Linked DNA regions of Mus musculus: region 1 is linked to region 2. Evidence: chromatin loops called from intact Hi-C (ENCODE). Cell type or tissue: left cerebral cortex. All regions are shown on one strand. Links, peaks and the distances in the headings refer to the core of each region. The heading gives the core; the rest is flanking DNA. Region 1 overlaps Rrm2b (ribonucleotide reductase M2 B (TP53 inducible)). Region 2 overlaps Gm41302 (a long non-coding RNA gene).

Evidence for each region. A loop is a pair of places that touch in the nucleus more often than their neighbours do. Peaks named below come from ENCODE experiments on the same cell type or tissue, not always from the same donor. Only the 100,000 strongest peaks of a DNase experiment are listed, where the experiment ranks them.
Region 1: it touches region 2 in a loop (4-fold over the local background); 15 of 42 quality-filtered maps call a loop at or near these places.

What each region holds. Positions count from the first base shown.
Region 1 is chr15:37,915,501-37,931,942 of GRCm38, forward strand. It overlaps Rrm2b (ribonucleotide reductase M2 B (TP53 inducible)), which reads right to left. Exons shown (of 9, transcript NM_199476.1): 7 at 16,102-16,206; 8 at 13,538-13,651; 9 at 8,452-11,897. The coding sequence ends at 11,745. Among named protein-coding and RNA genes, the nearest start is that of Gm35019, 16 kb to the left of the region's middle. In left cerebral cortex, for the core only: a CTCF peak has its summit at 7,136 (motif pointing left); a DNase peak (open chromatin) is centred at 10,590.
Region 2 is chr15:37,112,076-37,128,517 of GRCm38, forward strand. It overlaps Gm41302 (a long non-coding RNA gene), which reads right to left. Exons shown (of 3, transcript XR_875170.3): 3 at 11,952-12,519. Among named protein-coding and RNA genes, the nearest start is that of Gm41301, 15 kb to the right of the region's middle. In left cerebral cortex, for the core only: a CTCF peak has its summit at 8,556 (motif pointing right); DNase peaks (open chromatin) are centred at 8,556, 10,559 and 12,025.

The DNA of each region.
Region 1 (16,442 bases), core at 3,220-11,219, 800 kb after region 2:
CTTTTTTTGGTTGGGAGACTATTAATGACTGCTTCTGTTTCTTTAGAGGATAGGGGAGTGTTTAGATCATTAATCTGATCCTGATTTAACTTTGGTACCTGGTATCTGTCTAGAAAATTGTCCATTTCATCCAGGTTTTCCAGTTTTGTTGAGTATAGCCTTTTGTAGAAGGATCTGATGGTGTTTTGGATTTCCTCAGATTCTGTTTTTTATTTGTGATTTTGTTAATTAGGATACTGTCCCTGTGCCCTCTAGTTAGTCTGGCTAAGGGTTTATCTATCTTGTTGATTTTTTCAAAAAAAAAAAAAAAACAGCTCCTGGTTTGGTTGATTTTTTTTTAATTTATTTATTATTATATCTAAGTACACTGTAGCTGTCTTCAGATGCACCAGAAGAGGGCATCGGATCTCATTACGGATGGTTGTGAGCCACCATGTGGTTTCTGGGATTTGAACTCAAGACCTTTGGAAGAGCAGTCGGTGCTCTTAACCACTGAGCCATCTCTCCAGCCCTTGGTTGAATCTTTGTATAGTTCTTTTTGTTCTTTTCTATTATGTCCCAGTGGGTGCCCAATATGTGAAAAGGATTTGTCTCTCTCCTGGTACTAGTGCCACTTCTGAGCCTGCTGCCCTGTCTCTTAGCTACTGGAGTCTACCTCTGCTACAAAAGTGATGCCAGTGAGCCAAGTAGCATCGCTCAACCTACTGGGCACCTATCCCGTGAGAGAGATATGATTTGGGACATTTCTCTCTGAAAAGTCACTTGGAGATACCCTGGATTAACATTCTTGTCACCAGGACACTTTGCCTTCTCTCTCCCATCCTTGATCTCCCTCCCCACATGGCCTCAGCTCCTTCCTGGAGCTTCTTAGACTATTCCTTCCTCTGGGGCAGTTCCTGTCTACAGCCCTTTCCCCTAAGCCACTCCTAACTCCTAACCATGGGCTTTTATACGAGTCACCTGCTTTCTCTAATCTCTTTCCGTCCTCATACTCAGAGATTCCATTGAGCCTCGCTGTCCTGTAGGTCTTCTCAAGTGGGTCAGTCTCACTGCAAATGGCTCAGTGGCCAAAGATGGCACACTAAATTTCCAAATTCTTGCAGATTATAACAATGTCTGCCATGGTACAAGTAAATGATCCCCAAATCTCTTATCTATAAACTACCTCTGCTCTCCATTCACAAAAATCTCTTATCTCTAAGCCTTCTTTGCTCTGCTTTATTCGCCTCTGAATTGCTAAATTCAGTCTTAACAAAAATTCAAGAGACTTTTGGGTGTGCATAATATTTTTGAAATGTTTTATTATATTCTACTCTCGGAAGAAAGCTGGCTTTGGAGTTGAGTTACACCCCACCCCTGACCTAAACATGCTTGTTTAAAAGTTTTCTTCAAAATCTCTGTCCACAGTCAGGAGAGCCACCCGACTCTGTGACAGGGAGAAGAACAAATCAGAGCAGCACAAGAAAAGACACTGAGCATGCTGTAGAACAGCTCGGATGTAAACTATTCCCTGTAGGAACGCCTGCTTCTTATCGCACACTCTCTTCTTGGTTTTATGTAAAGATTCCTCTTCTTATTTAACTCTAAAAATGTTTCTAAAATATAAACTTTATCTTAAGATTTGTAAGACTATTGTGTAACCTCTCTTTATCTCAAGATTTGTAAGCTCTCTTTTGGGTATAATTTTAAAAGTCTATAAAACGTTTAACAAAAAAAAAAAAAAATAGCTTAAAACTTGTAACAAGAGGCATGAATGCCATAGAGCTGGCCCTGCCCCTCATCTGCAATGAGAGGGAGATCGGGAAAGTGAGCCTTGTACCTCACCTGGGTAACACAGTCAAGCTAGCCCTGGTGGTGAAGGAACAGGTAAGCCGGCTCAAGGACATGAGAGTGGGAGAACTGGCCCCACCCCTTGCTGGCTGTGGCACTGGATGGTCTAGCCAGGATACTGCTGGAGAGCTGAGCCTGGTGTGTAGGTATGGAAGAAGTGGTGGGCTGACCAACTCAGCTACCACCCAGGCCCAGATCCAAGGCTTTGATTGGCCCACTCCAACATCTAACCCATTAATGAACTGCTGGAGTATGTGAACAGGCTGGTCCAGCCAATTTAAAGCTGCAGTATCTCCATGACACCTGGCAACAAGAGGATACTGGAGAGGAGTCCTGGTGAGAGTCCAGTATTGATTGTGGAGCAGATGAGAGCAGACCAATAACTCATTGCAATGAATATTTGCAAGTAAAGACATGTAGAAAAAAGGGTATATTGTGGAACACACTATGACACACCACAGCTTCCACAACAGGGTCTTCTGTTATTGTTGCTGTTGTTTTTAATTTTTAATTTTCTTTTTTTTATGGGGGGAGGGTTGAAGGGGGCAGATACGAAGGGATGGGGAGATGAATGGGATTGAGGTATGTGATGAGAAATTCACAAACAGTCAATAAAAAGTTTAAAAATATAACAGAAGGTTTAAAAATCTATACATAGGTATTATACAAGCTCGAGCATGCTTATATGTAACTTGGATTCAACTCCTGCTTTAAAAGTAGGTCTGCTACAGCACACTGTACATGTAACTTGGATTCAATCTTATCTATAAAATTAGGATTTACTAAAAACATATATTTGGTGAATAAGGTATGTTTGATAAAAAATGTTTATACATTTCTAAGGTTACAAAGGTCTACTCAAATTAGCAGACACTGACTTATAAGATGTAAGTCTAGCCACAGATGTCTTTGTTGTATTCAACACTGAAGCTTCTAGAAATTTTTAGATAAAGAACAACATATGTTGCATGAATAGGTCTGTTTGGTAAATAAGGTTTATAAATCCTAAGGTCTATCCAGACTTGCAGAAACTAACTTAAAGCTGCACATCTGGTTTCTTTGTCTTTGCTAACTTTGTGACACTTTAGATATTTGGATAAACTGAGTCATACAAGAAACCGTGATATTCTGTAGAGGCACACTATAAAACGATCATGAAGATCAACTTCCCAGCCTCTCTATGGACTTTACATGTGTTTTAAAGTTTTATTTTGATGCTAAAGGATCTTTAATTCAAATTCTTAAGACTCAAACTTAACAGGGATAAAACTGTAAAATCCTAATCTTATAAATCTTGTTATAAACTGTTAACTGATAAATTATGACACAAAAGTTAATAGTCATCTTATAAATGACCCAATGCTTCAATGTGTGCTAAGTACAAATGTAATTTATTTACAGGGCCAAAATTTAGCCTCTGAATATGCTGTCAAGGCTACGCCTGAAGTGTAGTGGGTTGGTCTGGTGCTAATATATTTTCAAATGTTAAATTCTGTATGTACCTCAAGATGCTGTAAGATGAAGAGATCCTTGTATATACCAACTTTTGTTGTGTAAACCTTGCCCCCAGGCTACCCCTGACTAATAACAATGTATATAGCTTGAGCTGGGCAGAAGGTACGGAGCAGAGCAAAGTTCTGGGGCTTGGAGTCTCAGGCTGGGATGAGAAGGAGAGAAGAAAGAATACAGGGAAAGAAAGTCACCGAGGGATAGGCAGATCATGAATGCACAGCCATGGGGGGCAGCCTATAGGACTAGGAGAAAGCCAGGCAGAATGACCAGTGATATCTCAGGGTTATTGACAGGGAAGCAGCGCAGAGGGTTGATTTCTGCCCAGCTCTAGTGCTTTAAGGCTTATTATAAGTATAAAGACGTTGTGTTTTTTAACTGAGAACTAAATGATCTAAGGTGGGATAGAAACCCCCAAATAATATTTACCACAACACTGAAGCATGTAACTAAAACAAAGTTTGTTTACACCCAGATATACTTAACACATTAGATGATGACCCTCAATCTTCTCAGAGAGATCTGCTGAATATGACATTTAAGGTGTTCAATGGAAAAGAGAAACAGGAAATTACGGAAAAGCTTCCTGTGGTAGACAGAAATGCTAGCTCCTGGCAGTGACCCTTCAGTGGCCTCCACAAATGAAGTGGTACAAATAGATAGCACCTGGAGTTTGCTTCAAGTGTGGCAAGAACTGACCCAGGGTGGAGAACTGTCTTTCACCTTGCCTGCCACCAGGATGCTGCCCAAACTATGTACAAGTAGAACACTGAAGAATTTACTGTCCTTCTTTCCAAAGTAAGTCAGTCTCTCAAGTTCCTCATCTACAGGGCAGACTCTTGGATCTTCTGGGCCTGATGGCAGAAGTGTGATGCCATCCTGGAATCTCTGCTCACAATAAAACCACAGAGGAGCCCAAGGTAACAAACAATCCAGGTAGCAGATAAGTCTGTCATTTTAACTGATACGGAGTCTATCTGGATTATATTTCCTCCTTAAATGTATCCTTCTCAGATCTCTGACGATGTTGATGGCAACTGCAGCTATCACCTTAGAAGCAGCAAGTAGCCAGCCTCTCTCCCCTCTGGCCGCAGCTACCTGGTCAGTCTATTTCATATATAAAAATGAAGCCATGTCTTTTCTAGAGCTACTAGGTCTCCTGCTGAGAAAGGGAGACGCACAGGCTTCACACTAAAAGAGAGAAACTAATACAACTCATAATGTAAAAGCAAACTCAAGCTATGTTACTGCTATTACTAAAATTTACTTTATATTAGTCATTTATTTAAAAGAACTTGCTTTTCAAGTAAGTGTTCTCAGGAATCAACCACCTATGTCTAACGGTAAACGATTGGATGGGGAAGAAAGATTTAAAGTTTATTTAAGCTGTGAGAGTCTAAGAAAATGATTTAATATGTGTAAACGCAAGTTGTAAAGGTCTGAGGATATGCAAGCTTATGTAAGTTGTAAGGGTCTAAGGAAGTAATTTAAGGTATGTAAAAGTTAGACTTAATGATACATGATGATTTTAAAAGTTCAAAGTTAAAGTTCAAAGGTTTTTTTTTTTAAGGTGAGAGTTTTAACATATTAATCAGTGGAGTTCTGACAAGCTATTAATCTAGCCTTGGTAAAGCACTAGTGACTACTATAATCACAGTCTCAGAAACTTAAATAAATTAAGTCTAAGTATAGACTTTAAAGTGTTTCTCATTATGCTGAGACATTCAATGTTCATATGCATATGCAACTGTGTACACACACACATGAACACACACACATTGTAGGAGTCCCGTGTGTGTGTGTGTGTGTGTGTGTGTGTGTGTGTGTGTGTGTGTGTGTGTATCCAGTTCTCTGGACAGAGGGAAAAAAATGTCCTTACTTAACACAAAACCATCCTCTTGGGTCCCCAAGCTTTTGCTATGATTTAAAGGCGTGAGTCTACTCCAGTGAAGAACACTGGTTGACTGCTTTTTCTACAATGAGGATTTCAGTGCATATGACAGACAGCAGTCATGCTAATAAATCTAGAACTTTTATCTCTTTTTGTAAACTTCAAAAATCCATGTAAGCTCCAGGGAGTTGAGACTTGCATCCAGATCCACCTGTATAGGTCAAATTGATTCCAGAGAAGTCCTCCTGCCAGTCAACAGCTTGAGCTTTCCTATCTACTGCCTATCCTTGAAGGTGGGCTTTAGCATTTCTCAAGGTTTGGGACTCCTACCACCACCGCCACTCCAACTATCAGGACCACAGGCCTGGAAGTCTCAAGTGGATACCCAAGACAAAGATTTTTCTCTAAGCTCCTGAATGTCACCTCCTGTCCCTATCTGTATCCCTAGACTGTATCTGCCTCAGTAGATTTCTACTCAGTCGACAGACAGCATCCAGGAATCAGCCAGGGCCTGCAAACTGCTCCAAAACTGCCCGCAACGTGCCAGCCCCAAGTGGTTCTGGAGAACCAGAGATCTCTGGCCTTGCTGAAAGGCGAAGTAAACCATATGCTTCTAATGAAAGTTTCTCAGGTCTCCAACCACTGCCCACTGCCCCTGCTTTAGATGAACACTTGAGACGGCTCCGAAGCAGCCTGTCCTTTGACACCCCAGGTGGTCCTTCAGAACCTGGACAGCAAAATAGATCTCCCCTGCTCTTGCCTAAATACTTTTCCCAGTCTGGTCCTGGAGCCATATGCCAGCCTTCCTGGGCCCCCATAACAACATCCTAATTTCAGCTGACAAGCAGTTACAGAAGAGATTACATTGTCCCTTATCACAATGTCAGATTCAAAGGAAACTCCATTTCCTCATTTCAAAAGGCAGAAGGGACAAATAATTATCCCTTTTGCTTATCTGCATACAAGTTCATGCTGGCTTCCAGGCTCCCTCAGTATCACAAGTACAAGTTACACACTTCAAAGTCTATAATAGCATCCTAGCTCTTCTCACCTCCTTCCTCCCCTAAAATTCCAAAACTCAGTCTTCCCTCTCCCAGCTACTCATTCTCCTTATAACCCTGTTATTTTGGCTCTGCTCCCTTGCCTGGCCCCTTCCAAACCCCATCTCCCTCTTCCTCCTCTCTCTGCTTTCCCACACCATCCCTCTCTCTGTGTTCCTCTCCCCCTTTCTCTGCTCCTGCATCTCTTCTGGCCAGATCCATCCCCCTAGCTATGTTCACTCTACTAGTTTCTTTCTCTTCTCTGGACTCTTCCAGAAGCCTCTGGCTGATATGTTTTTCGTATCTAAAATAAAAACATTCCCCTTATCAGACCAACGAGCAGTCATGTTGTTTATACAGAATTCCATGGCCAACTTCTTAGGTTCTAGACTTAGGGTTTCTATAGTGTCAAATCTTCTGCTAATTTTTATGAATCTCTGTGTCAAAGGTCCACAAAGAGTATGGCGCTCAGAGGTTTGGGAATGACGCTAAGGAGAAAGTATGAAAAAACAGTGGTGGGTGTGCTGGATGGTTTGATGTCAGCCTGACAGGATCTAAAGTTATCTGAGAGGAGGGAACTCAGTTAAAAAAGAAATGCCTCCATAGTACAGGCTGCATGCAAGCCTGTTGGGCATTTCTTAATTCATGACTGATGTGGGAGGGCCCAGCTCATCGTGTGTGGACTATCCCTGGACTGCTGGGTCTGTGTTCTATAAGAAAGTAGGCTGAGGGCTGGAGAGATAGCTCAGCAGTTTAAGAGCATTGGCTGCTCTTCCAGGGTCCCAAGTTCAATTTCCAGCAACCACATGGTGGCTCACAACCATCTGTAAAGGGATCTGATGCCCTCTTCTGGCCTTCAGGCATACATGCAGGCAGAACAGTGTGTACATAACAAAATAAATAAATGAAAATAAAAAATAACATGAATCTTTGAAAGAAAGAAGGGAAGGAAGGGGAAGGGGAAGGGGAAGGGGAAGGGGAAGGGGAAGGGGAAGGGGAAGGGAAAGGGAAAGGGAAAGGAAGAAAGCAGGCTGAGCAAGCCAGTAAGCAGCACCCCTCCATGGCCTCAGCATCAGCTCCTGCCTTTAGGTTTCTACCGGGATTAAGTTCCTGTCCTGACTTCCTTTGATGATTAATAGTATTGTGGAAGTGTAATCCAAATAAACCTTTCCCCCCAACTTGCTTTTTGGTCACAGTGATTCATCACAGCCATTAAGACCCCAATTAAGACAGTGGAGAATGGAGAATGGATTTACCAGACAACTGCAATAGGACTGCCAGATTGTGCTGTGTTGAAGCAGACAATCATGAGTTTATAGAGAATTAATCTACTTTGATCCATTATATGACTTCTTAAGCATTCTGATGTGTTACTGTTGTGTATGTGTGTGAGTGTGAGAGTGCACACTGCAGGGCATTTGTGGAGGTCAGAGGACAACCATCAGGGAGTCAGTCCTTCCATCTTTATGTAGGTTCTTCGGATCTAATCCAGTCACCAGGCCTGCATAGCAAGCACTTTCACCTGTTCAGCCATCTCACCAACCCTATTCTATGACCTTTTCTTTACAGCATTTGACTTGCTACTGGGCAGACACAGAAAACTAGGATTGTTCCATTGGAGTAGTGCTGGAGAACTTGTTAGATTTGTGTATACTTGATGAAATACAGGGGAGGAAGAGTTCAGGAGATTGGAAATAATAATTGGTAGTAACGTGGTGGATGAGGGAGTTCTCCACTTTCCTGTTGAGTCAACTCTTTATACAGTTCCTCATGTTGTGCTGACCACCACCATAAAATTATTTTTATTTCTACTTCATAATTGTAATTTTGCTACTGTTAGGAATTGTAATGGCAATATTTTCGGAGTTAGAGGTTTGCCAAAGGGATTGGGACCCGCCGGTTAAGAACTGCTGGTCTAGAGGGTCTTAGAAGAAAATAAATGAAACAAAAAGAGGAAGATAGGGTGTGGGCCTGGGCGAGTGAAGGGTCTGAGAGTCGTAGGCAGATGTCAGAACTGTGGTGGCTTGAATACCTGAACAAATCATATAAATGTGTTGTACTGACCTGAACGCACAATTAGAAATACAATACACTCCCTTCGGTTGACACTGAGGGAGCCTGTACAAACCAAAAACATTGTCATACCCATTTAAAAATGTACAAAATGATATAACTACACAATTTATTTCAGTAAACTTTATTTTAAAAGTCATAATTTTTCAGAGCAAAAAAACCTCAAACTCTACATGCAGAATTGGTTTTACTACCATAATGTATTTTAACAAAATATATTTAGGAACACCATGTCTAATAAACTTGTTTAAATAATTAGTAATTTAGTTAAATGATCATTACCAGCCCCAAGTTCTGTCTGAGCTGGGTGACAACTCCCTCAGTGAATTCAAAACATGATTTTTGACTTTAGAACTAATTTGTCCTGAATGTAGCCCATCAAGAGTTTCCATATCAATGAAGTGACATTGGAGTCTTTGCTTAATTGTGAAAAAAATCTGGAGTCTTTGAAAATGACATAATAACATTTAAATATAAAATACAAAATTTTGAATATTAAATTATTTTTAAATATGAACACTACATTTCTTCATGCACAGAACATAAAGTGGTAGCTGGGCATGGCATCACACACCAATAACCCCAGGGACTGGGAGGCTGAAGCAAGAGGGTTATGTGTGAGATCCAGGCCAGACCACATGAGACACCAACTAAAAGAAGGAAAATAAACATAATAAAGTAGCTACATAAATAGAATCTGGAGATTTTTAAATGAAACAACTGTAACAGGTTCAAATAATAAGATATGGCTGGGAGTGATCTATCCACAAAAATAACTCTTAATTATTGAAACTCAGCCCTGCAAAAAATTCATCCAAAGTTCCTCTACATCATGATTCTAGGTGTTGAAACATTTATTTAAACTATGGTCATAACAAAGCTGTTTATCATCTTGAAATATAAAAACATAACTCTAGGACAAATTGCACTTCTTTGAAACGCATGTACTGTAAAAAAAAAGAGAGAGAGAGAGAGAGAGAGAGAGATGGCATTACCTTGATTTTTTTGTTATCTGTGAGATATTAAAAAGATATTTTATAACTTGATTTTTCCATATCTAAGAACCAAAATACTAAACATAATAAATAAATGTGCAACCTGGAGGCACTGAAGGGATACAGAATACTGAGAGTAGTAATGTAACAGTGTACTAAGAATTCAGTTTTTCAGAATTAAGACTTCTTTCAAATACAGTTTTGCTTATTGCTACTATTAACATGTATCACATAAAGGTTCCTGTCACTACTTATGAAGAACCGGGTTTAAAACTTTGAGAATGTACACCTTTAAAACTGTTTTCTTTCAGTCTGTGGTAATTTAAGTTTTAGCTGTTTTTGTATAATAGTGGATGAATACCTTGGAATATACTACCCACATACCCCGAGTTCTATGATATTTTGATACTCTGTTATAGTAGTATGCAATAGTTTAATTAATGAAAGAATAGACAAAATAAATCATGATGGATGAAGTTTAAAGGATGTAACAGTCTCAACATATTATAGGACAGTGCCTGTAAAGTTAAGTTTTTCAGCTTCTCTGATGCCTTCCTTCCTCTCTCCATGTTTTAGTAATAGCTACTCTGTCGTGCTTAGAGGGCTACTGGGTGATAACATGACAAATGGGAAGCACAGAGCCATGTTTCATTTCTGGTGCTCCCTTTAACAATGGAAGTATGGCTTGCATTCATTTAGGATTCCGAGTTTTGATCAGATAGTTGTAGAGCAAATAGAATAAAAACTTCAACAGAGATAAACCTCTGAATTTCAGCTGCCATCATTTTATTTGTACTCTGTGTGTGTGCATATGTGTGCATGTACAGGTGGTGTGTGCGTGTGTGCATGTGTACGTGTGTGCGTGTGTGCTATGCTAGGGATCTGGATTCAGGACCTCACACTTGAGTAGCAGGAACTTTACTGAGCCAGGGACCGGGTTTGATGGGGTTTAGGCTTCCTCTTGATACTTTCCTGAAAATGAGGAAGGGCACATTGCCCAGGTGTCCTGGCTCCTGGCCTCTCTGCATCTTTCTTAGAAAGACTTCCATCTCCCTTATAGACAGTCCATTAAAAGAACATTCCTTTATAACAGTGTAGAGACTTAAGAGTATAAGGATATAAAGATGACGTCAACCTTAAATCACTTTCTCAGATTGGCACAAATCCAAAATGGTTCACTAGTCCCTCCCACCTCCCTTCTTTTCTCCATTTCCAGTGTGTATAAATGATTCTAGGACAGCTTTCCCCAGTGCACTCAGTAGCTGTGGGAGGTGCTGACAGCCTTGTGTTGTGTACATGTGGGCAGCTGCTTTGCAGACTGCATTCTAGGCAGGGATGGAATGCTCAGCCTTCCCCAAGCCCACTGACTGCATCTCTTTTTCCATCACAAGAACTCTGAAGATCTACCAGGTTTGAGAAGACAACTTTGAGAAATGCCCATCAATCCAGGTTCTAAACACCCCTGGGCTGTCCCTGGCAACAGTTATCCTTTTAATTCCTAAAGAAGAATCACTTTGCTTACAAGAACCACAACCATGGTAACCTGGAGTCTACTACTCCATAAGCCTCCCACGATAAGCAATTAAGAGCTATATATTATTTCTTTACTGCAGATTAATGAATTCAAAGCAGTTGACAAGAATTATGATCTCTCTAAGGAGACCCTTATATTCCTCCTGCAAACATTAAAACCACAAAGATTCAATGAATTCTTTATCTCAATCCACCCCTCAGTCACTCTCTGGCGAGGAGTGGACTGCATCACAACGCCACTGTACTTGATCTTCTCACTAATATTAATTAGCAGGTGAGGCAGTGGAGATAAAAGTATTAGATAAACAAACTATTTCTGTATATTAGCCCTCTGGTCACCTCCATGAACTTGGGACTTACTATTATACAAATTTTACAGATAAATATCCTGACGTTTACAGTGACTAACTGACTTGCCAAGGTCACATCAAGGAGTAAGCCAGAATATCAAGCTCATACCTGACTCCTAAATCTATGCTCTTAATGCCATCTTAAGTGCTTATGACAAAAAGGAAAAAAAAAAGACATATTGGTCACACTTTCATTGTATAAATAAACTGAAGTACATTTAGATAAAATTAAATCATTTAGAATTTAGTTTTATATTTCCTTCTATTCAAATTCTCATTCCCTTAAATGAGATACTGAAAGTTTCAAAAAGACAAAAATAGATTGCTATTTACCAACAACAGGTTTCCATGTGTTTTGTTTGTTTTCGCTGTTCTGTTGCTTTTGAGATAGATCTCAGTATGTATCCCTGATCATCCTCAAACCCAGAGATCCACGTGCCCTCAGCTTCCTCTGAGGACTGGACTAAGGCATGTACTACCACAGCCGAATTCTATAGATTTTTTTTTTTAAATGAGGAGGGCTTTAGAAATCTGCATCCAAGGTGAAGACATTATCTGTGGTTTCGGCCATGACTGCAAATCGCTGATACTCAGAAACTCGTTTCTCAAAGAAATTTGTTTTCCCTTCTAATGAAATGTTCTCCATAAAATCAAAGGGATTTTCTGCCTGAAAAATCTGGAAAGAAAAGAAACGCCATTAGACATTCTAAAGAATCCAAATTAAATCTCACAGCAAGGGCAAAATGGCAAAACCCAGAGGGCAGGACTCCACTTCATAGTCGCCTACAGCCACACTGCTCCACTAAGGTACTGAGGGTTTCTGATGGCTGTTCCCAGTTTCATTTAAAGTTTCAAAGGTTTTTGCAAAACCATTTTTTCCTTATAAAACAAGTCTCTGTCCTACAAATTTTATGTATTTGTCTGTTTATCAGAGATGGGGCAGGTACCCCAGATTGGCCACAAACTTTCGATCCTTAGAAATGTTAGAGTTACAGATAAACATCACACATCTAATGTGTCCCTTGTATTTTAAAAGTAGATTAATGTATTACAAATGCTTTTGTAGAATCCAAAATAAATTCAAGACCACCCAGCCCCTCCCCCCTCTGAAGGGACTTCCAGACTGTATAGTTTCCGTGGTCAGAATGACCATGTCTCTTGTGTTTTGGTTCAGATAGTGCCTAGATTATTATACCACCCTGAGGACTAAGTTTAGAGACCCTGAATAATAACCACAACAAAAATAACAGTTTTCAGAAAAATTCCTCTACCCCACCCTACACTGAATTCTGAAAAAAACACAAACCACCCTGACCTTGTTGCTAGAATTACTCTGATGTTAATAGCCGTGACATAATAGCTGTGATGTTACTAGCTGACCCATAAGTTCAAAACATTCTGCTGCTTTGCTGAAAAACCACAAGAGCAGGCAGAGTGAGGGACTAGGCCAAAGGGTTACTTAGTCACCCTATACAAACCAACCAATGTCTGAAAGGGTTACTTGCTACACCAATTAGAATAAGCCAGCTAGCCGGGCAGTGGTGACACATGCCTTTAATCCCAGCACTTGGGAGGCAGAGGCAGGCAGATTTCTGAGTTTGAGGCCAGCCTGGTCTACACAGTGAGTTCCAGGATGGCCAGGGCTACACAGAGAAAACCTGTCTCAAAAAACAAAACAAACACACAAAAGAATAAGCCAGCTAACCTGTTGCCTAAATCTTCCCTTTAGAAGGTATAAAAAGTGTGTTCTTTGTTCATTCGGGGTCTCTCCTCTGGCCTGCGTGCTGAGACCGGTGGGGGGGGGGGGGGCAACATGTTGGATTAATAAAAACCTCTTGCGGTTTGCAGCGATGGCAGTCTCTGTGGTCTTTATGAGTGAGGGGTTTTTGGCAGACTCCAACACTTTCAGTAAAATTAACTTTAGAGACCTTATTTGCCTATAACATTTTATTGGTAGTATGGTGGTTTGAATGAGAATAGACCCCAGAGGCTCATATATTTGAATGTTTGGTTTTGAGCTGGTGAGCTGGACGTATGGACTGTTAGAGGAGGTGTGTCACTGTGGATGTGTTTTTTGAAGTTGTTTTCTCTGCTTCCTGTCTATGATAGATCAGGATGTAGCTCTGAGCCCCTGCTCCAGCACCAGGCTTGACTGCCTTCTGCTCTGCTCCCTGCATGACAGCCACGGACTCACCCTCTCAAACTGTAAACAAGGCTCCACCACGTGTTTTCTTTGATAAGCTGCCTTGCATCTTTTCACAGCAATGGAACAGTAACTAAAACCACTAGTCACATGTTTTAAAACACTTTATTTACCTTTGAGAATCCAAGTTCTCCAAGTAATCTGTCAGCTACAAACTCAATGTACTGTTTCATCAAAACACAGTTCATTCCAATGAGGCCAACAGGCAAGGCTTCTGTTAAAAACTCCTGGAATGCAAACAAAATCAGAATAAGGAACAAAAAAATAACAATAAAATAAGCATACATTTCCCAAATATAAAGTATTATGGTTGGAATCTGAAATGCCCCCTACATGTTCATGCGTTTGAACATTTGGTCCCTACCTGTGTAGAAAGGCCATAGAACCTTTAAGAGCTCAGACTTGGCTGGCAGAAATAGTTCGCTGGGTGTGAGCTTGAAGGCCTTTTCCCCATCCCAACTCTACTTGCTGGTCTGCCAAAATCTAAACAAGCTGTACTTTAAGCTCCTACTAGAACCTTCCTTGCTATGACAATATCTTCTGAGCCATGAACCAAAATAGGTACTTCTTCCCTTAAGTTTCTCACAGAGGAAGTGACTAACATGGAGGAGTTTAGAATTATTCATACTCTAGACACTGATTTTACTCAAGGCAAGGTATGCCAGAATAAATTTAACATGACACATGATAGTCATCTGTTTACAAATGTTTGGGATAGTATTAATCGTATGATTTCACATTCTCGGGGCACCAAAGTTAAGTAGAAAATAGCACATTACTGGATCCTTCAATGTCTAGGACCTAGCTTCTAGATCTCCTCAACAGAGAAGAGGAGAATGCTTTATCCTGCAGACAGCTCTACAGACAGCTCTACAAAGACCACCACCTTGGCAGCATGACTGCAACAGGAGCAGAGAGAGAGAGACATCGGTTCCAGAGAGTATGAGAATGGACAGACATGGATTTGGAGGTTGGAAGATAAACTGAAGTCCAACTGAAAGACAGTGAGTGGTAAAGTGGAAATGGAGAAAAGTGGAAGCACATTAACCATGAAATTCATCTTCAAAGTGGTAGAAGATGCCAAGATGTGCAGCCTTCCCCTCACAGCATGAAAAACATCCTACAAAGTACGTACTCTTTAAAAAGAAGGTAAGTAAATTTCATTTTTAAGTTAGTTCTTACGAGTGATACAAAACACATGTAAGTAGATTATCAAGTTGTCTCTAGTCACAAAGCTTTGCAGGTCCTAAGCTAAGTTTACCTCACTAAGTCACTTACTTACTCATTTTGTGACTGTTTAGTTTGTTTTCAGCTAGGCAAACTGCTATGTTATTGAAACTATGAAACAAAAACTGCCATTCCATAGTAAAGAATATAAAAATAAGGGCTGGAGAGATGGATCCGCAGATAAAAGCACTGGCTGTTCTTCCAAAGGCCCTAGTTTCAATTCCCAGCACCCAGATGGCAGCTCACAACTGTCTGAAACTACAGTTCTAGAATCTGACACCCTCATATATACATATATGTACATATATACATACATGCAGGCAAAACACCAATGCACAGAGAAAATAACAGACACACACAAAAACACACATACACACACATATATACAATAGTTAAAATGTCTGTTATGGAATAATACTTAAAAGATACATTAAATATAATTATTTAAATTATATATTTATATAATTTTATAAAATATATATTTAAATTAATTTAAAATAAATTAAAACAAAATATAGCCCTGAAATAAACCAGGTATACAAAAAACCCTGATATATAATGAAGACTAACTTAACAAAATTACAAACTGAGGTAACAACTTCAATACATCACGTGTCAGTACTCTCGTGGTTGATGAGAACCAGCCGCCATAGGCTCATCTATTTTGATACTTGGTCCCTAGTTGATGGGATTGTTTGGGGATGATTAGGAGGTGTGGCATCGTTAGAGGAAGTGTGTGTGTGTCACTGGGGATAGCCCATGCCACTCCCAGTTAGGCCTTTTTGCCTCCTAATGTGGATAGGATATAAACTCTCGGCTAGTATATAAACACCAGCACCATGCCTGCCTAATGCCATGCTCCCCACCATGATAGTCATGGACTCTGCAATCTTGAGTCCCAAATCAAATGCTTTTCTCTTGTAAGTTGGTGTTCTGTCACAGAAATAGAAAAGACACTAACATAACTGTCAAACTGGACTACATGAATTTGCTCACATTGACCTACAAATGACAACTTAATAGTCAAATGCTTCTGAGTACATTAGCACAGTACCAGGAGGATCAGCTAGAGGTGTGAATTAGCTCTGGAGTTCAAGGCTAGCTCACACAAGATCATATCTTACCTTTCAAACAAGTTTTAAAAACAAAATACAGGGACTGGAGAGATTGGTCAGTGGTTAGAAGCACTGGATGCTCTTCTAAAGGATTGGGCTTTGATTTCCAGCACTCATAGGATACCTCGCAACCATATGCATCTCTATTTCCAGGACACCTGACTCCTTTTCTGGCTTCCATGGGCAGCAAGCATGCATGTGGAGCATAGATATACATGCAAGCAAAACACCCATGGACATAAAACAAAAATGAAGCCAAAAAAATAAAAAAAAAAAAATAGGATGTGGTCATGTGACGATGAGATATGCCGACCACATTAGACTCCAGCACTTACCTGCTCGATTTGAACAGCATCAGCAATGATTTCCCTCACTCTATCTTCTGAAGGCTTGTTTACCAAGTACTGAAACATCAGGCAGGCAAAGTCACAGTGAAGTCCCTAACGCAGAAGACAAGCGAGACTGTTAAAGAACTTTAAGTAGCTACTGTAAACAATGCATCCATGTACTGTATGGAGTAGGAACATGCAACTTCCTAGAGGTGAAAGGAATGATCAAGCCAGGAACCTCTTTCCTTTAAATTGCACTGAATATCAAGTTAATAACTTAAAAACTTCCAATGATTGTAAATCTTAGTTTATTAACATCGAAACACTAATTTCTAAACAAACCAAAA
Region 2 (16,442 bases), core at 4,226-12,225:
GTGGGTTTTAGGAATTGAATCCGGGTCCTCTGGAAGAGCAGACAGTGCTTTTTTTTTTTACCATGGAGCCATCCTCCGGTGTCTGCCCCACCTCCCTCCAAAAATTTGAGATTCCATGACTAACCAAAGAAGCGAGGTGGGGTTAGAGAATCTGTGGAGCTCCTGTGTTAGAGGTGGAAGAAGGAGACACTGCCATTGCCAGCCTCATCCTCAGGTCTGTTTCTTTTTTCCCCCTTTCCTCCCTCCCTCACTTCTTTTTTCAGAAGCAGTTTTTTCACCTCCATTTTGAGGATAGAAGATAACTGTACCTTGATAAATATGTGAATGACATTTTCTGTCCACACCACTCATGAGACACAGACAAATGTCACACTTTTCAGGGTGAACTGAGACTAGGAGAATGAGTATATTACAATTATACCAGAAAAATCAGGCCTGAGAACTTTAGACGCACACAAGGGTGAGTAGAGGGCACAATAAAAATGTAAAATAGTGAATTGCATCATTTCTGCTTTGAAAGCACATTTCTACAGAAAGGTGGTACAACTAGGGGTTGGTGACTGCGTTGATGAAGTGTAGAAGTGTTGTGGCCTGCTGTGGTTGGGACACAACTTGTGTTTAAAAATTGATCACTAATTCACATTCTTAGCAAAGCATTTTTTATTAGAATTTTCTTTATTTACATTTCAAATGTTGCCTTCTTTCCTGGTTTCCCCTCTGAAAACACCCTCCCCCTGCTCACCAACCCACCGAATCCCACTTCCTGGTCCTGGCATTCCCCTACACTGGGGAATAGAGCCTTCACAGGACCAAGGGCCTCTCCTCCCATTGATGACTGACTAGGCCATCCTCTGCTGCATATGCAGCTGGAGCCATGAGTCCCTCTGTGTGTAATCTTTGGTTGGTGATTTAGTCCCAGGGAGTTCTGCGGGGGTACTGGTTGGTTCATATTGTTGCTCCTCCTATGGGGCTGCAAACCCCTTCAGCTCCTTGGGTACTTTCTCTAGCTTGTTCATTGGGGACCCTGTGCTCCATCCAATGGATGGCTGTGAACATCCACTTCTGTATTTGCCAGGCACTGGCAGAGCCTCTCAGGAGACAACTATATCAGGGTCCTGTCAGCAAGTACTTGTTGGCATCCACAACAGTGTCTGGGTTTCTTTCTTTCTTTCTTTCTTTCTTTCTTTCTTTCTTTCTTTCTTTCTTTCTTCCTTCCTTCCTTCCTTCCTTCCTTCCTTCCTTCCTTCCTTCCTTCCTTTCTTTCTTCCTTCCTTCCTTTCTTTCTTTCTTTCTTTCTTTCTTTCTTTCTCTCTTTCTTTTTTGGTTTTTTCGAGACAGGGTTTCTCTGTGTAGCCCTGGCTGTCCTGGAACTCACTCTGTAGACCAGGCTGGCCTCGAACTCAGAAATTCTCCTGTCTCTTCCTCCCAAGTGCTAGGATTAAAGGAGTGAGCCACCACGCCCAGCCTTTCCTTTCCTTTCCTTTTCTTTTCTTTTCTTTTCTTTTCTTTTCTTTTCTTTCCTTTCCTTTCCTTTCCTTTTCTTTTCTTTTCTTTTCTTTTCTTTTCTTTTCTTTTCCTCTTTCTTTCTTTCTTTCTTTCTTTCTTTCTTTCTTTCTTTCTTTCTTCTTTCTTTCTTTCTTGTGTCTGGGTTTCGTAACTGTATATGGGATGGATCCCCAGGTGGGGCAGTCTCTGAATGTTCTTTCCTTCAGTCTCTGTTCCACACTTTGTCTCTGTAACTCCTTCCATGGGTATTTTGTTCTCCTATCTAAGAAGAACAGAAATATCCACACTTTGGTCTTCCTTCTTCTTGAGCTTCATGTGGTCTGTGAATTATATCTTGGGTATTCTGAGCTTCTAGTCTAATATCTACTTATCAGTGAGTGCATACCATGTGTGTTCTGTGACTGGGTTACCTAACTTAGTACGATAGCCTCAAGATCCATCCATTTGTCTAAGAATTTTATGAATTCATTGTTTTTAATAGCTGAGTAGTACTCCATGTGTAAAGGTACCACATTTTCTGTATCCATTCCTCTGTTGAGCGACATCTGGGTTCTTTCCAGCTTCTGGCTATTATAAATAAGGCTGCTATGAACATAGTGGAGCACGGGTCCTTATTTGATGTGCACAAATTCACTGTGGCATTTTGGCCAGCAGGTGGCGATATTGTGCCACAGGGGATGAGGCAACCGGTGAGATTTTTTTTTTTTTTTTTTTTTTTGTTACCGCCTAACCAATTTCAGGAGCAGGGCCGATGTGTCAGGCCGCCTGCTTGTCACCTTTAGATGTTGGGCAGCTCTCCCTAGGATCTCAGCAAGGAGTGGGTCAGTTCTGGAATCTGCCTTAGGGTTGGATGGGCCCACCTGGGCACAGAAGAGCAGGCACTGTCAGAGTTCCCCTTTGCAAAGACGGGTAACTGAAAGGTATTAATTAATACTGTTCGCTTCGAGCCCCTGAGCTGCCATTTTGACTATTGAAAGTGCATTCAAAACTGTGACACAGACAGACGCTAAAAGTGTCGTGACTGAGAGGTGGCATTTCTGGCATATGTCAGGCCTTGGGAATCAATCCCCAGTGTTGCATGAAACTGGTGTGGAGGTAGGAGCTGGAGATATGGCTGCGGGGTTAAGAGCGCTTGCTGCTCTTCCGTAAGATCTGGATCTGGTTTCCAGCACCTACATCAGGAGGCTCAAAACTGCCTGTAACTCCAGTTCCAGGGTATTGTCTGTCTTCTTCTGGCCTCCGGGAGGGTCAAGCACACACATGTTGCACATATGCACACATGCAGGCAAGCATTCATACACGTAAGATACAAATTAAAGAAAAAATAAATAAATAGGTGTGGAGTATATGCCTGTAAATCTAGTGCTTAGAGAGGGCAAGGGGGGGTGGGAGGATACAGAATTATCTCAACTCAGGTCTCTAGTTATATCTGGAAAACAAACGAAAACAACAACAAGCCAGGCAATACACACCTTTAGTCCCAGCACTTAGGAGACAGAGGCAGGCAGATCTTTGAGTTCAAGGCCAGCCTGGTTTACAGAGTAAGTTACAGGACATCCAGGTCTACACAGAGAAACACTGTCTCAAAACACTAAAAATAAATAAACATATTTAATTAAACAAATAAAGTTACAAGAACATATTCCAGGAAGTATCTTTTGGGTTCTGGTGGTGCCAAATGGCATAGGTTTCTGTTGCTTATGCTCTTGTGCTTAATGGCCTCTCGCCATCTGGTTATCTCTGGTATTAACTGGCTTTGCTATCTCAGCCTGGAGCTTGTCCCTCCTGTGAGCCTGGTTATAATGGCAGGGGACAGACCTCCAGGCTCATCTGTGAGGTTTTTAAGACTAGGTGGACTGAAGTGGGAAGATCTATCTGAGATGTGGGCAGCTTGGCCATGGCGTGGCCTCTGGTTGAATAAAGGAGCAAAGCACCAGCGTTCATCTCTCTCTGCATCATCCCTGGCTGCAGGTGCTCCCTCGGGACCCTGCTGCCAGGACCCTGTGTGATGAACTGAACCCTCAAAATGAGGTCTAATCTCAAGTCTCAGTATGGGTGTCCAACAACAGATGAATGAAGACGATGAATAAGATATTTAATTAATGGAGCATTTTCAACTGAAAGTGTTAATTCAATCCTTTCATTTTCAGCAAGGTAAGAACTGGGACTATTAAGTGACATCAAATAAGCCAGACATGGAAACTTGATTACCACAGGTTCTGTCTATACTGAAGATTCAAAGGCAGGCAGCTGCTTGTTGGACAGTGATTGCTGACGCTTGGTAAGGGTGTGTGTGTGTGTGGGGGGGGGGTTAGAGAAAGGACGGTTGCAATTGATCAGCACATGCTACACGCGTGTACAGAACATCACACCATTAGCATGCACGTTAACAAACCTTTTGTTATTATTGATGGTTTTGTTTTTTTTCAGGACAAATCTCTTTTTGCAACCCTGGCTGTCCTGGAACTCCCTTGGTAGACCAGGCTGGCCTTGAACTCAGAGATCCGTCTGCCTCTGCCTCCAGAGTGCAGGGGATTAAATGCATGTGCCAACAAATGCTAATGAAGTATGAAAAGAAAAGGTTCTATAGGAAAGGGGACTGTTTTCATCCAAGTGGCGGCTCCTCGTGACAGGAGCCCTTTTAGTCCTTGATGGATCACCCTGGGGAGACCACACCCTGGGAAAACCTCCTTGCTTAGACAGAGGTGTAGAGGGAATGACTCTGTCCAAAGCCCATAGAGGCACAAGTCCTGAGGAGGCTGGAGCCTGTGTGTACTTCTCTCATACTTTGCTAAATTCCACTTCTAAGAACGCTGATCTTCAATAAAAAAATAAATAATAGAAAGCCAACATTCACGTGGAAACTGAACAACACTCTTCTCAATGATACCTTGGTCAAGGAAGGAATAAAGAAAGAAATTAAGGACTTTTTGGAGTTTAATGAAAATGAAGCCACAACATATCCAAACTTATGGGACACAATGAAAGCATTCCTAAGAGGAAAACTCATAGCTCTGAGTGCCTCCAAAAAGAAACTAGAGAGAGCACTCATTAGCAGCTTGACAACACACCTAAAACGTCTAGAAGAAAAGGAAGCAAATTCACCCAAGAGGAGTAGAAGGCAGGAAATAATCAAACTCAGGGGTGAAATCAACCAAGTGGAAACAAGAAGAACTGTTCAAAGAATCAACCAATCAAGGAGCTGGTTCTTTGAGAAAATCAACAAGATAGATAAACCCTTAGCCAGACTCACTAGAGGGCACAGGGAAAGCATCCTAATTAACAAAATCAGAGATGAAAAGGGAGACATAACAACAGATCCTGAAGAAATCCAAAACACCATCAGATCCTTCTACAAAAGGCTGTACTCAACAAAACTGGAAAACCTGGACGAAATGGACAAATTTCTGGACAGATACCAGGTACCAAAGTTGAGTCAGGATCAAGTTGACCATCTAAACAGTCCCATATCCCCTAAGGAAACAGAAGCGGTTATTGATAGTCTCCCAGTCAAAAAAAGCCCAGGACCAGATGGGTTTAGTGCAGAGTTCTATCAGACCTTCAAAGAAGATCTAATTCCAGTTCTTCACAAACTATTCCACAAGATAGAAGTAGAAGGTACTCTACCCAACTCATTTTATGAAGCCACCATTACTCTGATACCTAAACCACAAAAAGACCCAACAAAGATAGAGAACTTCAGACCAATTTCCCTTATGAATATCGATGCAAAAATCCTCAATAAAGTTCTTGCTAACCGAATCCAAGAACACATCAAAACAATCATCCATCCTGACCAAGTAGGTTTCATCCCAGGGATGCAGGGATGGTTCAATATACGGAAATCCATCAATGTAATCCAGTATATAAACAAACTCAAAGACAAAAACCACATGATCGTCTCGTTAGATGCTGAGAAAGCATTTGACAAAATCCAACATCCATTCATGATAAAAGTCTTGGAAAGATCAGGAATTCAAGGCCCATACCTAAACATGATAAAAGCAATCTACAGCAAACCAATAGCCAACATCGAAGTAAATGGCGAGAAGCTGGAAGCAATCCCACTAAAATCAGGGACTAGACAAGGCTGTCCACTCCCTCCCTACCTATTCAACACTGTACTTGAAGTCCTAGCCAGAGCAATTAGACAACAAAAGGAGATCAAGGGGATACAAATTGGAAAGGAAGAAGTCAAAATATCACATTTGCAGATGATATGATAGTATATATAAGTGACCCTAAAAATTCCACCAGAGAACTCCTAAGCCTGATAAACAGCTTCGGTGAAGTAGCTGGATATAAAATAAACTCAAACAAGTCAATGGCCTTTCTCTATACAAAGAATAAACAGGCTGAGAAAGAAATTAGGGAAACAACACCCTTCTCAATAGTCACAAATAATATAAAATACCTTGGCGTGACTCTAACTAAGGAAGTGAAAGATCTGTATGATAAGAACTTCAAGTCTCTAAAGAAAGAAATTAAAGAAGATCTCAGAAGATGGAAAGATCTCCCATGCTCATGGATTGGCAGGATCAACATTGTAAAAATGGCCATCTTGCCAAAAGCAATCTACAGATTCAATGCAATCCCCATCAAAATTCCAACTCAATTCTTCAACGAATTAGAAAGGGCAATTGGCATATTCATCTGGAATAACAAAAAACCGAGGATAGCAAAAACTCTTCTCAAGGATAAAAGAACCTCTGGTGGAATCACCATGCTGGACCTAAAACTGTACTACAGAGCAATTGTGATCAAAACTGCATGGTACTGGTATAGTGGCAGACAAGTAGACCAATGGAACAGAATTGAAGACCTAGAGATGAATCCACACACCTATAGTCACTTGATCTTTGACAAGGGAGCTAAAACCATCCAGTGGAAAAAAGACAGCATTTTCAACAAATGGTGCTGGCACAACTGGTGGTTATCATGTAGAAGAATGCGAATTGATCCATTTCTATCTCCTTGTACTAAGGTCAAATCTAAGTGGATTAAGGAACTCCACATAAAACCAGAGACACTGAAACTTATAGAGGAGAAAGTAGGGAAAAGCCTTGAAGATATGGGTACAGGGGAAAAATTCCTGAATAGAACAGCAATGGCTTGTGCTGTAAGATCAAGAATCGATAAATGGGACCTCATAAAATTGCAAAGCTTCTACAAAGCAAACGACACCGTCAATAAGACAAAAGGCCACCAACAGATTGGGAAAGGATCTTTACCTATCCCAAATCGGATAGGGGACTAATATCCAATATATATAAAGAACTCAAGAAGGTGGACTCCAGAAAATCAAATAACCCCATTAAAAAATGGGGCTCAGAGCTGAACAAAGAATTCTCACCTGAGGAATACCGAATGGCAGAGAAGCACCTGAAAAAATGTTCAACATCCTTAATCATCAGGGAAATGCAAATCAAAATAACACTGAGATTCCACTTCACTCCAGTCAGAATGGCTAAGATCAAAAACTCAGGTGACAGCAGATGCTGGCGAGGATGTGGAGAAAGGGGAACACTCCTCCATTGTTGGTGGGATTGCAAGCTTGTACAACCACTCTGGAAATCAGTCTGGCGGTTCCTCAGAAAATTGGACATAGTACTACCGGAGGATCCTGCAATACCTCTCCTGGGCATATATCCAGAAGATGTCCCAACCGGTAAGAAGAACACATGCTCCACTATGTTCATAGCAGCCTTATTTATAATAGCCAGAAGCTGGAAAGAACCCAGATGTCCCTCAACAGAGGAATGGATACAGAAAATGTGGTACATTTACACAATGGAATACTACTCAGCTATTAAAAAATGAATTTATGAAATTCCTAGGCAAATGGATGGACCTGGAGGGTATCATCCTGAGTGAAGTAACCCAATCACAAAGGAACTCGCACAATATGTACTCACTGATAAGTGGATATTAGCCCAGAAACTTAGGATACCCAAGATATAAGATACAACTTGCCAAACGCATGAAATTCAAGAAGAACGAAGACCAAAGTGTGGACATTCTACCCTTTCTTAGAAATGGGAACAAAACATCCATAGAAGGAGTTACAGAGACAAAATTTGGAGCTGTGACGAAAGGATGGACCATCTAGTGATTGCCATATGCAGGGATCCATCCCATAATCAGCTTTCAAATGCTGACACCATTGCATACACTAGCAAGATTTTGCTGAAAGGACCCAGATATAGCTCTCACTTGTGAGACTATGCCGGGGCCTAGCAAACACAGAAGTGGATGATCATAGTCAGCTATTGGATGGGTCACAGGGCCCCTTATGGAGGAGCTAGAGAAATTACCCAAGGAGCTAAAGGGAACTGCAACCCTATAGGTGGAACAACAATATGAACTAACCAGTACCCGGGAGCTCTTGTCTTTAGCTGCATATGTATCAAAAGATGGCCTAGTCGGTCATCACTGCAAAGAGAGGCCCATTGGACTTGCAAACTTTATATGCCCCAGTACAGGGGAACACCAGGGCCAAAAAGGGGCAGTGGGTGGGTAGGAGATTGGGTGTGGGTGGGTATGGGGGACCTTTGGGATAGCATTGAAAATGTAAACGAGGAAAATACCTAATTAAAAAAAAAGAACGCTTCTTTGTAGCAATGACTTCAGAGCGTGGCTTTTGCTGTAAATTTTGATGCCTTTGAGTTGGCTGCACTGATGGGTTCTGAAGAGTTTTAACCCTATGATGTCCATCAAGATCTACTAGTTATGTCTTAGACTTGGAAATTTGCCTATACACAAATGGGCGTGTCTGTGAGGCCAGACGCTAAGCATCTGAGCTACATGGAGGAGCAGAATCCACCAACCCTGCCGAGGGGAAGCTGCTGGACCTTGTCTCTTCCTAACTGCGCAGGCCAAGGTTCCAGGCGGTGTCTTCCAGTGAGGGCCTTTGCTCATTGGCCTTTCCTATGTGGAACCAGCTACATGCTTGCATCACTCACTATCCACATTCCTAGTTTGACTGCATTCTTGAAGAGTTTTGGAATTTTCCGCTTTGATGCAACCAGAGACTCCAAAACCTGCCACTAGGGGACGCCCTTTAGCTGGCCTTGCTCAGTCATCAGCCAATACCCAGAAGTGGCAGGTCCATCAAGGGAGAAGTCAGAGTCTTCCCTGGTGCGTCAATATTGACTTGTGGGTTTTGTGACTTGGCACTCAAGGTCTTTGCTGCCCTGACCGGGTCACACTCGGCACTTCGATTCCCTTCTATTGCCCTTCTGCCTGCCCATCACAATCTGTCCACACACTGTCCTCCGCGCCGGAGTCGGCTGGGAAATAGCATTTCAGTCTGGTGAGCTTAGCTCTTTCTGTGTTCCCTTCCCCCTTCTACCCATGTTCTGACAGCTCATTTCTTTCTCGTGGTGAGTAATATTTTACTGTGGGGATGGACCCTCGTTCATTAACTATTCATCTTTTAAAGGACCTCTCAGTTGCTTCCCTGTTTAGATAACTTTAAGTACAAACTGCTTTTACAAACATTTGGGTACAGACTTTGTAATGGATATGTTTTTAACATCTTTGAGAAAACACCCCAGAACACAGTTGTTGGATTATATAACAGGAGTGCATTGTGTTTTATAAGAAAGTTTGCAAGGCGGCTCACCCTGTGTGCTATCTCTGCCCCAGCGGACGGCTGCTCAGCGTGTCCTCGGGAGAGCATGGTGTGGGCAGGCAGCATCCCAGAGTTCCGACACTCAGTCGGTCGGTTAAGCACGTATCAGCGCTTGCCTCACAGTCTTGGGTCTTGCGTTTTGCTACATCATTCTGTATTATATCTTATGTTTGTACTTTTTGTTTTTGTTTTGTTTTTTTGTTTTTCGAGACAGGGTTTCTCTGTATAGCCCTGGCTGTCCTGGACCTCACTTTGTAGACCAGGCTGGCCTCGAACTCAGAAATCTGCCTGCCTCTGCCTCCCGAGTGCTGGGATTAAAGGCGTGTGCCACCACGTCCGGCTTTTTTTTAGTTTTTTCGAGACAGGGTTTCTCTGTGTAGCCCAGGCAGTCCTGGAACTCACTTTGTATACCAGGCTGGCCTCAAACTCAGAAATCCGCCTACCTCTGCCTCCCGAGTGCTACTTCTACAGTCCAACAAACAATTGAACACCAGTCTTATTTTAGTGTTTACTTTTGTATGAGGAACGAAGGGAGAACTGGGTTCTGTGAAGTGTTCTCATTTCTAAACAGACAGTTAGCTTTCCCACATTTTTTCCCCCTCACTAATCTGACTTGTCCAACAGGTTTGGAATATCATGTTTATCAGGCACTAAAGACTCTATTGTCGAAGACTTCTCCCGGGGCTCTCTTCTTAACTCACTGAACTATTTCTTGTCCATTGGAAATGAGACTTACTCCCTCACAGGTCTTGGTCATGGCCGTTGTCAGGACCTACCTCCCATGGAGGAGCCTTCTTACTCCTTCCTGTGCATTCTGATTGTCTGTAAACCCTATGTCCTAACATACACATATTCTCTGATATAGTGTGACCTGTAGAGACTAATTCCTGTCATCAGATGTGTGTCTGACCCCTCTAGAACACACGCTGAAACTCAGTTCCCAGTGCAACAGTGCTGGCATCACACAAGGAGTATCTGAGGACACGGGTACCTGCCCCTGTGAATAGATGGGCTCTTTCTCAGCAGACGGGGCTGAGTCCCTCCTTACAGACTACGTTGAAGGAAGTGTTCCTTAAAAAGTTCCGTTTTCTCAGCTACCCCTTGCCTCCTCTCTTTCCATGTGAACTCCCCCCTCACACACACACAGGCATTTCTACCGTGGTACCATCCACTATGAGGCTTTTATTGAAACCAATGTCAGTGTAAAGCTCTGAGGCTTCCAGTCTGTGCTAAAGAACTGGGCAGGTGGTTCCAGGTGGTATACGACAGGAAGCCATGGGAGCAAGCCAGTAAGCAGCATCCTCCGTGGCTTCTGCACAGTTCCTGCCTTGAGTTCCATCTCCACGATGCTCTGTAAACTTTGCTGAAACAGTCCTTTCTTCCTCAAGCAGCTTTGGTCCTTTTCTGGAATGTGGGATTGCAGTTTGCCGCTTTCAAAACACACCTACTGCTTCTGCTCTGCTCAGGCAAAACTCTTAATGAAGAAGTGTATTTGTTCTGACACAAAGCAAGATAACAGCCGTCTTCCAGGACATGGGCGAGGCTGTAGGGAGATGGTGCCACAGTGAATCATGGCTGCAGAGCCCCCACAGGGAAGGTCCCCCAGGGGCTGCAGTCTGTGCAGATAGGAGCAGTGACTGTTGAAGGCTGACTTATGTCCTGTGTTAACATTAGCAAAGTTAAATATTGTGTCTAGGTTTTCATGTTTGTATATCTCTTTTAAATTATGTTCATATACTATGCCATTATGCTATAGAATACATACTTTTTTTTTTTAAAGGTCAAGCATGGTGGCCCATGCCTTTAATCCTAGCATCCAGGAGGCAGAGGTTGGTGGATCTCTGTGAGTTTGAGGCCAGCCTGGTGAGTTTTAGGACAGCCAGAACTACATAGAGAGATCATCAAAAAAAAAAAAAAAAAAATTCACTATTTTAAAACCCATTTCACTGTTAAGTAATTAAAAGTCTAATTCCAAAATCTGTTGATTTCTACTGTTTTTGTTTTGCTTTGGTAGACTAGATCTCTTCTTCCTCTTCTTCTTCCTCCTCTCCTCCTTTTTTGTTTTTTTGTTTTTTGTTTGTTTGTTTGTTTGTTTTGGTTTGGTTTGGTTTTGGTTTTTTGGGTTTTTTTGAGAGAGGTTTTTTCTGTGTGGTCCTGGCTGTCTTGAAACTCACTCTGTAGACCAGGCTGACCTCGAACTCAGAAATCCACCTGCCTCTGCCTCCCAAGTGCTGGGATTAAAGGCGTGCGCCACCACCACCTGGCTTCACTTACCTTTCAAAGTTCAATTTATTTCAATTCTAGGTTTTAAGACTGCTTAAATCTGAAGTGTCACAGATGAGAAAGTGAAAAATGCCGTTTCCCAAGGACTCTGACTTCCTAACCTTCTGACCCCCAAGACATTTATTTTCTCTACATCCTGGGGGATCAAGTTCTCAGCTCTGGTCATCTTGCTTTACAGACATAGCCATTTCCTTGTGTTTGTGTCTCTGAATCAAAAAGTAATTAACTCTAGGATCTTTATTAATAAAATAATAATTATTATTATTTTACCTTTTCTTGTATGTGCATTAGTGTTTTACCTACATGTATGACTATGTGAGAGTGTAAGATCTTGGAATTACAGACTGCAGTGAGCTACCATGTGGATGCTGGGATTTGTACCCCGATCCTCTGGAAGAGCTGCCAGTGTCCTTAACTGCTGAGCCATCTCTCTGGACCCACTCTAAGACCACCTCTGTGCCTACATTCTGTGGCTGTGGGTGGAGGGGAGAGTGAAAAATGGAGAAAGCAATCTGCTTCCAACCCCCCAACTTGGAGGCTCCTCAGCGGAGCACCAGCAGGATTCTGAGAGACTCCTCTCTGCCCACTCCACAGTTGTGGGCCACTCCTTCACTCCTCAAGTTGGAATTGGTCCTCGGCATGGCAGTTTCAAAGTATGATCACCAAGCCTTCGACTCTTTTTGTTTACCTTCTCAGTCATAAACGTTCATTCCGTTCCTTGTGTGCAACTTGTATTAAACCACACACTGATTTATTGAGCTCTCCATGGCAGAAGCTGAAGTGAAGATATAAATCGCCATGCAGTCAAGGAAACTCTCTGTAACAGAATCAGCCAGTCTGCTCCTGAGAAGCCTGGGAAATGGCCACCAACACATCCCTGTGTGCTCTTCCGCCCGCCTCCTCATACTTTCTCCTTGTTCTGATGACACACCAATTCCAGGAGCACATGCTGTCACACCCATGCATTTTCCACTGGCCTCATGAGAGGGAGCCTTAGATGAGACTTATGTGTCTCTGCAGAGAGTGGAGAACACGTGCTCCAAGTCTCGCAGGGCAGCGGGCAGAGTTCCAGTCCTGTTTCAGTTCCGTAGCACTGCCTGGGAACACAGCAGGGAAATAAGTTGTTTTGAATAATATGTTGGCTTCTAGTGCACATGCTCGTGCACACCCACACACACCCACACACCCACACACACCCACACATCCACATGCACACACACACACCACACACACACTCTCTCTCTCTCTCTCTCTCTCTCTCTCTCTCTCTCTCGAGTACACACACACACACACATGCACACACACATCACACTCTCTCGAGAGCGTGCACACCCACCCACACCCACATATGCACACCCACATATGCACACCCACACTCACCCACACATCCACATGCACATACACACACACACACACACACACATCCACATGCACACACACACCACACTCTCTCGTGCACACACACACACACACACACACACACACACACCTTTCGGGAGGAAACTCCTCCCTGATTTCAATCATACAGTGTAGTTATAGGGGCCAGTCAAGCATCCCATTTTAATGTAGCCATGACACTTTCTAAGATTGTGGGTCTCTGGGAGGTGGCAGTGGAAGTTTGCACACTCCTGTCCCAGATGGCTGGATTGGGAAAGCTGGCAGAAAGTATTCAGCAGCCATGGTGCCTACATGGAATGAGTCAGCCTTTGGAGGCAAAAGAGGAGCTTCCATATACAGAGAAGCAAGCAAGAAAGGAAGAAGGGAAGGAGGGAAGGAAGGAAGGAAGGAAGGAAGGAAGGAAGGAAGGAAGGAAAGAAGGAAGGATGGACGGAGAGAGGGAGGGAGGGAAGGAAGGAAGGAAGGAGAGAGGGAGGGAGGAAGGGAGGGAGGGAGGGAAGGAAGAAAGGAGAGAGGGGGGGGGAAGGAAGGAGAGAAGGAAGGAAATAGGGAAGGGGGAAAGAGGGAGAGAAGGTAGGAGGCAAGGTAGGAACAAAGGAAGGAGAGAAGGAAGGAAGGAAGGGAGGGAGGGAAAGAAGAGAGGGAAGGAGGGAGGGAGAGAGGGAAGGAAGGAAGAAGGGAGGGAGGAAAGGAAGGAAGGGAGGAGGGAAGGTAGCAACAAAGGAAGGAGGGAGGGAAGGTAGGAGGAAAGGAAGAAAGGAGGGAGTGAGGGAGAGAAGGAAGGAAGGGAGGGAGGAAGGAAGGAAGAAGAAACAAAGTCTGTTGTAGCCACACCCTAGCCTATCCTGTCAGTGAACTAAATACCAGTGTATAGCTGAGCTAGTTTAAACTGAGTCCCCAGTCACTCAATATTAACCTGACTAAGACCACTCTGCACACTCTGGTGCTCACACAGCTCTCTCTCTTTCAAGCAATCTGTTCAGGGAACAGTGCTACCCACAGTGGGTGGCTGTTTCCATCTCAACTAACTCAATTAAAGCAATCCCTGACCCGAGAGATGGTGCAATGCTTCAGAGTGCTCCATGCTCTTCCGGACGACCTCAGTATGGGCAGCAGCTGATGTCGTAACTCTAGCTCCAAGGGATTTGATCCCCTCTTCTGGCCATGATAGGGACTACACTCACATGCACATTCCCAAACACAGACACACAGGGGTACTCACAACTAAAAAGGAAGGAAGGAAGGAAAGAGGGAAGGAAGGAAAGAGGGAAGGAAGGAAGGAAGGAAGGAAGGAAGGAAGGAAGGAAGGAAGGAAAGAAGGAAGGAAAGGAGACTTACAAGCATGCCCAGATGTCTGTCCAAGTGATTCTGGATGTCAAGTAGCTAGCAATGGAAATTAACTGTTGCAAACAGGTGTCTTAGACTTTGCTTTATCAGCTTACAATGTTTATTTTATTTTTTATAAAGAAGGGGGTGGACAGGCAGGCAGTGGTGGCTTACACCTTTAATTCTAGCACTTGGGAGGCAGTGAAAGGCAGATCTCTTGAGTTCAAGGCCACTCTGGTCTACAGAGCAAGTTCCAGGACAGCCAAGGCTACATAAAGAAACCCTATCTCAAAAAACTAAAGGAAGGAGGAGGAGGAGGAGGAGGAGGAGGAGGAGGAGGAGGAGGAGGAGAAAACCATTTTGTAGTGACACACACCTCTGATCCCGGTACTCAGGAGGCAGAGGCAGGCAGATCTCTGTGAATTCAAGGCTAGTCCAAGCTACATAGTAATACTTGATCTCAAACAAACAAAAGTATTTTCCTTCTGTAACTAATGAGTGAACCAGGAAGTTAAACTTTTAAGTTGAGTTACTGTATTGTCTCTGGTAATAGTTCCCACAATGGTTGTACCATCCTTTCCTGATTCTCATTTCATATTGTGAATTACTTCAGATTGTGGCTGTAACTCTGTGTCTAGTCTCAGAGAGCCTCCCAATTTCTTCTTGACTTCCCTCCCCTGTGGGTGAGCAGTCTTTGATCTACCACTTGCTGCTGCTAAATGCAGGGTCTGTTGTCATTTTTTGTCTCTGTGACTCAAGAGTTCTCCTTGTATAGAATCTGTTATCTTGTCTGGTAGAGAGTAGGTCTCCCTCTGTTGAGCTTTCATACTTTCAAAAGAATTTAATTTAGATACATAGTAAATAATACACACATACACACACTCTCACAGGACACCACATCACACCACACACATGCACACAAACTACACACAGCACACACATACCACATACACACATCACACATATCACACACACACACATACCACATACACACATCACATATATCACACACACACAAACCACATCACATATATCATATACATACACCATACACATCACACACACATACACACACATCACACACACACATGCATACACACAACACACCTCACACACACACACTGCACACATGCACATACAGACTTGCATTTATAGCATATTCTTTTTCTTTCCAACTTTATTTTAACATGGTTTTTTTTTTTTTTTTTTTTTTTTTTTTTTTTTTTTTTTTTTTTGGTTTTTCGAGACAGGGTTTCTCTGTATAGTTCTGGCTGCGAGTGCTGGGATTAAAGGCGTGTGCCACTATGCCCGGCTCTATTTTAACATGTTTTTTGTTGTTGTTTTATTTTGTTTTGTTTGAGAAAGGTCTCATCACAGCTCACACTGTACTTGAACCCTTGACCCTTTACCCAGCCTCTGGAGTGCTGAGGTCACAGCATGTCTACCATATTCTTCAGCCTGCTTGAGTCTACATGCTGTACTGGAGCTGAATGTCCACCAAGCGCTTGCAAGTCCATGTGAAGTTGGGACAACCCTGGGGCAGCCCCTGGTCACCCCTTGATCCCTGGCTGTTTCCGTTTTTATTGGATAGCCTGAAGCTTGGAGGAGTTCTCAGAAGCCTCAGCACCACAGGAGCCCTCCGAGTTCAAGGCTGACTTCATGGGGATGCATTTCAAACAGTTATGTGCTGCAACATCTGGCTTCACTCTTCTACTGTGCCAAGATGGCGAGCGCCTCCACCACATACATAAAATTACTAAGACAGATGCTTACCCCCTGTTTATAAAACAGGTCCGCTAGCCCTAGATCCAGGCTGGTGGCTCTCACGTGCAATCCCAGCACTTGGAGGCTGATCCAGGAACACTGCTGTGAGTTTGAGGCCAGCCTGAACTCCATAGTGAGCCCCGGGTCATCTTCAGGTATGGGTGAGACCCTGTCTCAAAACAATCAACTAAAAAGATTCTAAAAAGAAAATCTAAAATAACATGCAAGACCTGGTATAAGATATAAACATCACCAGTGCCTTAAAAACTTCAGATGTTTTTGGTTGGCCCAGCGATCTTTGACAGCTCCTATCCTCAATTAGATTATTTAGAAATTACAAGCATCTCCAAACTCATTTCTCCAGTCTGTTGTTGGACAAACAAAAATGTGTATTTATATTTGTCCATAACTTTTCTTTCCTCCTTCCTTCTGTTTTCCCTCCTTTTATTTATCTTCATAGTAATCTAAGATGACCTTAAACTTCTGATCCTCCTGCCTCCACCTCCCAAGTTCTGGAATTACAGGCATCACC